Regions from separate parts of the Homo sapiens genome. Here region 2 is linked to region 1. A link is a contact called in ENCODE Hi-C data. All regions are on one chromosome and are shown on one strand. Each heading gives the region's core, a stretch centred on a gene start or an enhancer-like site at or near the end of the contact. The rest is flanking DNA. Distances are from core to core; before and after follow the strand shown. Region 1 holds the start of CMC2 (C-X9-C motif containing 2). Region 2 holds the start of COTL1 (coactosin like F-actin binding protein 1).

Region 1 (3,039 bases), core at 388-2,887:
CGCACACCTCTAGTCCCAGCTACTCGGGAGGCTGAGGCAAGAGAACAGCCTGAATCCGGGAGGAGGAGGTTGCAGTGAGCCGAGAACGTGCCACTGCCCTCCAACATGGGCGACAAAGCAAGACTCCGTCTCAAAAAAACAAAAAACAAACAAAAAAACCCACAGACGAGGCTACCCGTTAAAATGAAGATTCCTGGGCCCTATCAAATTAAACTGTGAGGAGGGCGCACGGAGGGCTTGAGATTTAGCATCTTTTAAAAAGTACGTCAGATGATTTATTCCGGGTAAAGTTTGCAGAACGCCAGTCTAAAGAAATTTGGTAGAGCGCCCTCAGTCTCACCAATTAAGACGGAAATCCCTTTAGTAAACGTTTACCCCGTGACCATTTTTAAACTTTCCTTTTTTTGTTGTTTCGGAGACACAGTCTCGCTTTGTCGCCCAGGGTGCAGTGCAGTGGCGCGATCTCGGGTCACTGCAACCTCCGCCTCCCGGGTTCATGCGCTTCTCCTGCCTCAGCCTCCCAAATAGCTGGGATTACAGGCACCCGATACCACGTCCGGTTAATTTTTGTATTTTTAGTAGAGACGGGGTTTCACCATGTTGGCCAGGCTGGTCTCGAACTCCTGACCTAAGGTGATCCGCCCACGTCGGTCTCCCAAAGTGTTGGGATTACAGGCGTAAACTACCGCGCCTGGCCCCATTTTAAAACTTTCTTTATACTTCCTAGCGTTTTAGTGTCTGACATACAGTAGATGCTCAAGATCTGTGGAACGCATGATCAAAAAGATCCATTTTAAGTAACGTTCCCGTAGCCACACACCTCTGCTGCGCTCCAACAGGCAATGCGAGGAGCAACGCAAGAGGGTACAGGGACAAAAAACGACGGAAGCCGAGGTGACAGAAAAGCAAAACCCCAACTCTGGGAAAGGAAGCAACCCCAGGATCGTAGAGCGGAGCCCCTGGTCACATGACCACACGGCCCTCCCCTGACGCAGTCGCGAGCCTACGAAAGGCTCCACCCGCCCCACCGCGGGCGAGGTGACGTCACAGCCGGCACAGCGCCACCGCCCCCTCACCTCGGCCCGAACCGTAGTTCCTCGCCCCGAGCCCGAGACCCAGCGCCAATCCTGCGCCTCACAACGTGCGACAATTGCGAAAAAGCCACCCCCGAGGCCTGGGATCTGGCTTCCTCAAGGCCCCACACCCTCCGGGGCCCGATCCAGTGCCGCCCGGGGCTCTCTTACCGGCCCACATCTCCTGCAGTCTCACTCCTCAAGAGCTGTTCCCGCTCGCCGCGCCTTCAAAGCCACCAATTGCAGTTCCCGCCGCCTCCAAGCTCCGCCCACCGGAGCACAAGCATCAGGCTGTGTCTTGGGCACAGGGGACTGCACGGGGGAGCGACTGAAGCGAAGGTCGCCGAGCCCCCCACGCCGCTCTTCTTAGAAGTGTGCAACCTTGCACCAGTAGTGGACTTACACATAGGCTCCGTTAGGACCTGGCTTATGTGCTCGGCTTGTGGCTTAGACGCTGCCGTGCCCCAGTGGACTCACTGTGCCTCCCCCCACGACGGACGGAAATGGGCCCCTCCAGGACAGGCGGCGCATGCGCCTTGGGGCCCGCGGGCGGCGGGGGCGAGGAGCCGGGAGCACGGTGGAGCGGTGGAGGGCGTCACTGGGTTTCGGCGTCTGGCAAGCGGTTCAGCTGTCTGCTCCCTAGCAGCCGGCCTTCGGGTCGGGCGTCTCCGCCGGCTACTGCCGCTTCAGTTCTCCCGGTGTGGCCACGAGTCGGGTGAGTCTCGGGAGTCCAGGCCGTTCCGAACGCGTTCCGTTGTTCCTCCTCAGGTCCCTGATGGCGCGTCCCGCCGAGCCCCTTCCTGCCGCCCGTCGGCCCCAGGAGGTGGGGACCAGGAAGACCCGGCTGCCGCAGGCCCACAGCCGGGCTGCTGCGCTGGGGAGGCTGCGAGCGAGGTGGCTGGGCGCTCGCTGGAACACGCTGGTGGCCGAGACAGGCCGTGGGCGTCGCTCGGGGTTGGGATCCGCCCGCCACTCACTCAACTGGCTGGTGACCTTGGGCGCGCTCCTCCCCTCCCGGAGCCGGGGCTTCCTCGCCGGTAAAATGGACCTTGAGGAATGGAGCCCTCAACACAGGGTTTGACACGATGAGCGCCCAATAAAGTGTTGTTATTGTTGTTTATCTAGCAATTGAGAATTTGCGGGTAGAAAACGGGGGCCGTTCAAGCAAGTCTCAGCTGCAGTGCCCTGTGATGTGAGAACCCACCAAGAGCCCCATCAGTACACTTTACTCTTTTTTCTCCTTTAATGCTTTTTTTTTCCAGGAAAGTAATACATTCATCTTGCTTTTCTTGCGTTTAAAGATCAGGCGTTTTACGTAGAGTCTTAAGTAAATCAGTTTTGGAAGTCTTCATTTAAAACCTCAAAGGCATGGAAGTTTTCGATGGCAAAGGAATTATGTTGTGATGCCATTCGTATCTCCTCTCCTTTATATGTATGGCTTTTGCACTTGTTTAGTTGATTTAAAATGAGTTTCTTTTTCATCCTTTTCCTACTGCGTTGAGGCCTGAACTAGTTGTCAGTTTCTGACATTCCGCGAACATCGATTGGGCATTTACCATGTGCATTGGCAAGAATGCTCCCTCACGAGCCTGTGCGTTCCTTGAGATGTGTGAACGAGTATTTTCCTCTGAAATTCACATGATTCTGGCAGAGTGCTAGGCACCTTGTAAGTCCTGGTAATGTTTATTCAGGGAAAGCTGCGAGGGCGCATTCTCTGAGAAACTCTTCGGTGGAAGTCAGAGTAGTTAAGCCCTTCTCCCTAGGCAGCACCCCCGGGTCCCTCCCAGAAGCAGCCTGGCATGGGGTCTACAGTGCCAGCGCCAGTCGCTTTCTTAGTGGTATCGGTTTAGAACTGGTCCTGTGATAAGTGGAAGTGGGCAGGGGAGGCCGTCCCCGACCGTGTCTGCGACCTCTGCTGCAGTATGGCTCATAGCTTGAAAAGTTGAAAAATAATTCTTTAATACCA
Region 2 (3,039 bases), core at 195-2,694, 3.6 Mb before region 1:
AAACTGTGTTCCTGTCCACCCACCCATTCAACTACCCATTGATTGACTGATTGATTGATTCATTCAATTTCTCGTTTTTGTTTTTTTGCTTGTTGAGAATTCTAACATTAATTGGACATTGTCCCTGACCTTTTGGGTTTCTATTTAGGATTTGTTTTTATCACTTAATAACCAACAATGATGACATTTTATCGAATGTCTAGTATATTTGTTCCAAGTATCATTTCAATTACACTTAAAACAAAGCAGTGATGTCAGTTATACTATTTTTCCCATTTGAGGAGTCATTTAAAAGAGGTTTTGAGGCTTTCCAATGGCCCCCAGTTGGAAAGTGGCAGTACTGGATGCAATTCAAGAGCCCAGTCTTCAGGATCCTGCCTTTTTACCTACCTGGACGCTGTAACTGGTCTCTGTGGAATGGCTGGATGAGGGAATGAATGAATGAGTCAGTGAAGGAATGAGGAAGACAGAATGAGTCAGCTCGTGCTTTCAGAGGAGCCCAAAGGGAGAGGTTAAGATAGGAATGCAAATGACCAGAATCCAGAGTAAACGCGAGCCCACCAGCGTTTTGGAAGCAGTCCACTTTCTACCCCCTCCTATTTAAAATGCTTCATTCTTTCCAGTTCCTCCCCACCTAGAATCCATGGAACCAAACGCTGGGGTAGGGACAGTGGCCAGCCTGTCTCCTTGGGTTTGACGCATTACATCATCCACGTGGAGGTCCCCTGTGGAGCTCTGCAGCCCTGCAGCCTCAGGGGCAGGGGGGTGGGGAGAATGAGGAAGGGGGAGAGGGGGAATAGGAGGAGGGAGTAGGGGACAGGGAGGGAGGAGATGCCAGGAGGGTAAGTGGAGAAGAGGGAGGCGAAGCCGGGGGCAGCAGGGGAGGGGGTCAAGGAGGAGGAAAGAGGAGAGCTTGGGGAGAAGGAAATAGGGAGGATGGAGAAGTTTTGGGCTGGGATAGGCAAGAAGAGGGAGGAGGAGAGAGGAAGAAGAATAAAGGGGGAAGGGAGAAAGAGGGGGAGGGAAGGGAGGGGGAAGAGGTCAGGGAAGTGGGGGAAGCAAGCAGTGGGGGAAGAAGAGGAAGGAGGAGGGAGAGGAGGAAGGCGGGGTGGGAAAGGGGGTTGGGGTAGTGGGAGTTTCCAGGGAGGGGTCGGGAGGGGAGGAGGGGAAGTGAGAAGGAGAAGGAGAGAGAAGAGGGATGTTGGGGGAGAAGAGAGCGGGAGGGAGGAGGGAGAGTGAGAGGGAGGAGGCAAAGCCCCTACTCCAGCCCCCACCGCGGAGTTGCGCAAGCCTTCCGGTCTGGGATTGGCCGCCAGAGAATCAAGACGCTCCGCCCCCGCAGCCCGACGGCCAATGAAGAGGCGGGCCGCCGCCTGGGCGGCCAATGGGCGCGGGGGGGCGGGGCGGGCCACGGCCTGGGGTCCCCGCGCGCTCTCCGTCCGCAGTGGAAGCCGCCGCCGCGCTCGCAGCTTGCAGGCGCCGCGTAGCCGTCGCCACCGCCGCCAGCCCGTGCGCCCTCGGCGCGTACCCGCCGCGCTCCCATCCCCGCCGCCGGCCAGGGGCGCGCTCGGCCGCCCCGGACAGTGTCCCGCTGCGGCTCCGCGGCGATGGCCACCAAGATCGACAAAGAGGCTTGCCGGGCGGCGTACAACCTGGTGCGCGACGACGGCTCGGCCGTCATCTGGTAGGAACTTTTCATTCGTCTCCACGCCCCGCTCCCCGGGCTCGCGCGGGGCCTCGTGCACCGAGCCGGCCTCCAGGCGGGACGGATTCGGGCCTCCCGCGCTGTCTTCCTCGCCTTATTCCGGGACGGCGTGCCAGGCCCCCGCGGGCTTCTCCGTGGCCAGCGCGTCTGTTAGATTGTCCTCTGCAAGCGCCGCGTCGCGCGGCCACCAGCGCTGATGTGTGTGTGTGTTTTTTTCTTCTCCCAACCCAAAGGGTGACTTTTAAATATGACGGCTCCACCATCGTCCCCGGCGAGCAGGGAGCGGAGTACCAGCACTTCATCCAGCAGTGCACAGGTAGGGAGGCGCGCCTGCCGGGCGGATGCGCGGTCGTTGGGAGGTTGTCTGCACCCGGGGAGCCCCGGCCAGAGCGAACCCGGGAGGAACCGGTGGCCACATGGGGTGCCCCTGGCGCATGGCGTGGGAGGAACCCGGTGTGAGCGTTTTAAGGCCTCATAAAACCTTCTCCCCTCTGGACATCCGAAGCAACAGAAGTGACCCACCTGCCTCCGCCATCCTACAATGCCTTCTCCAGGCGGGGCAGCTCTTTTGCCCCCTGCGGTCCACTGGTTTTCTAAGGTCAACTCCTGTGTTTCCAAACTCCAGTGTCCATCCAGCTCTTCCCACTGTCCCCTTTGATCAGTCACTGAGCCCAAATACGAACAGGCTAGGGGGCTGCTTGGAAGGGAAAGAAACTCAGCCGCGCCCTCCTTTCTCCCGCTATCATTGTCTGCCCGTGTGCTGATTTTATGTGATTTTTAATTTGACGAGTAGAATCAGATGCAAAAGAGTACACACCATATGATTCCATTTAGAAATCCTAGACAAGGCGAAACTAATCTATGGTGTGAATGTCAGAATCGAGATTAGCTTTTGGGGCTAGATAGCCACTGATGGGGAGGGGCACACCACCCGGACTGCTGGGAGCTGAAAATGTCTCTGTAGACATTTGTTGATCTGGGAGGGGGTTATGCAGGTGTGTACCCGCGTGAAAAATCATCAGACTGTATACTTAAGATTTGTGTGCCTTAGGCACTTCCCTGTGGCTTGTGAACCATGAAAAGAAAGACCACGTGGCAGGCATCGCCATAAACCCTTCGGTAGTGGCAGAGGCTCTGTGATGTTGGTAATGGGACCTTTTAAAGAGATTGGAGAATGCGACTCCCTCCCATCTCTGGTCTTTAGTTGGAAGCAAGCTTTCGGACAACGGCAGCACAGCCCGGAGGTTACGGCGTGGACCCTGAGCCAGACGGTGTGGGTTACTTATTTATTTATTTATTTATTTATTTATTTTTGAGACAGAATCTTCCTCTTT

What was found. A loop is a pair of places that touch in the nucleus more often than their neighbours do. Pooled maps may share reads with other maps.
Region 2: a loop to region 1 is called in a pooled map, with 13 times the contacts of the local background. The contact joins the promoter of COTL1 here to the promoter of CMC2 in region 1. A Hi-C loop is called at or near these places in 2 of 37 single-sample maps with no recorded cell type and 7 of 50 pooled maps.

The regions. Positions count from the first base shown.
Region 1 is chr16:81,005,483-81,008,521 of GRCh38, reverse strand. CMC2 (C-X9-C motif containing 2) reads left to right here and starts at 1,637. Exons shown (of 4, transcript NM_020188.5): 1 at 1,637-1,788. CENPN (centromere protein N) reads right to left here and starts at 1,308. Exons shown (of 11, transcript NM_001100624.3): 1 at 1,245-1,308. RefSeq lists enhancers at 800-939, 1,250-1,359 and a silencer at 1,530-1,899.
Region 2 is chr16:84,616,483-84,619,521 of GRCh38, reverse strand. It overlaps COTL1 (coactosin like F-actin binding protein 1), which reads left to right and starts at 1,444. Exons shown (of 4, transcript NM_021149.5): 1 at 1,444-1,684; 2 at 1,939-2,021. The coding sequence starts at 1,608. RefSeq lists silencers at 1,186-1,545, 1,566-1,615.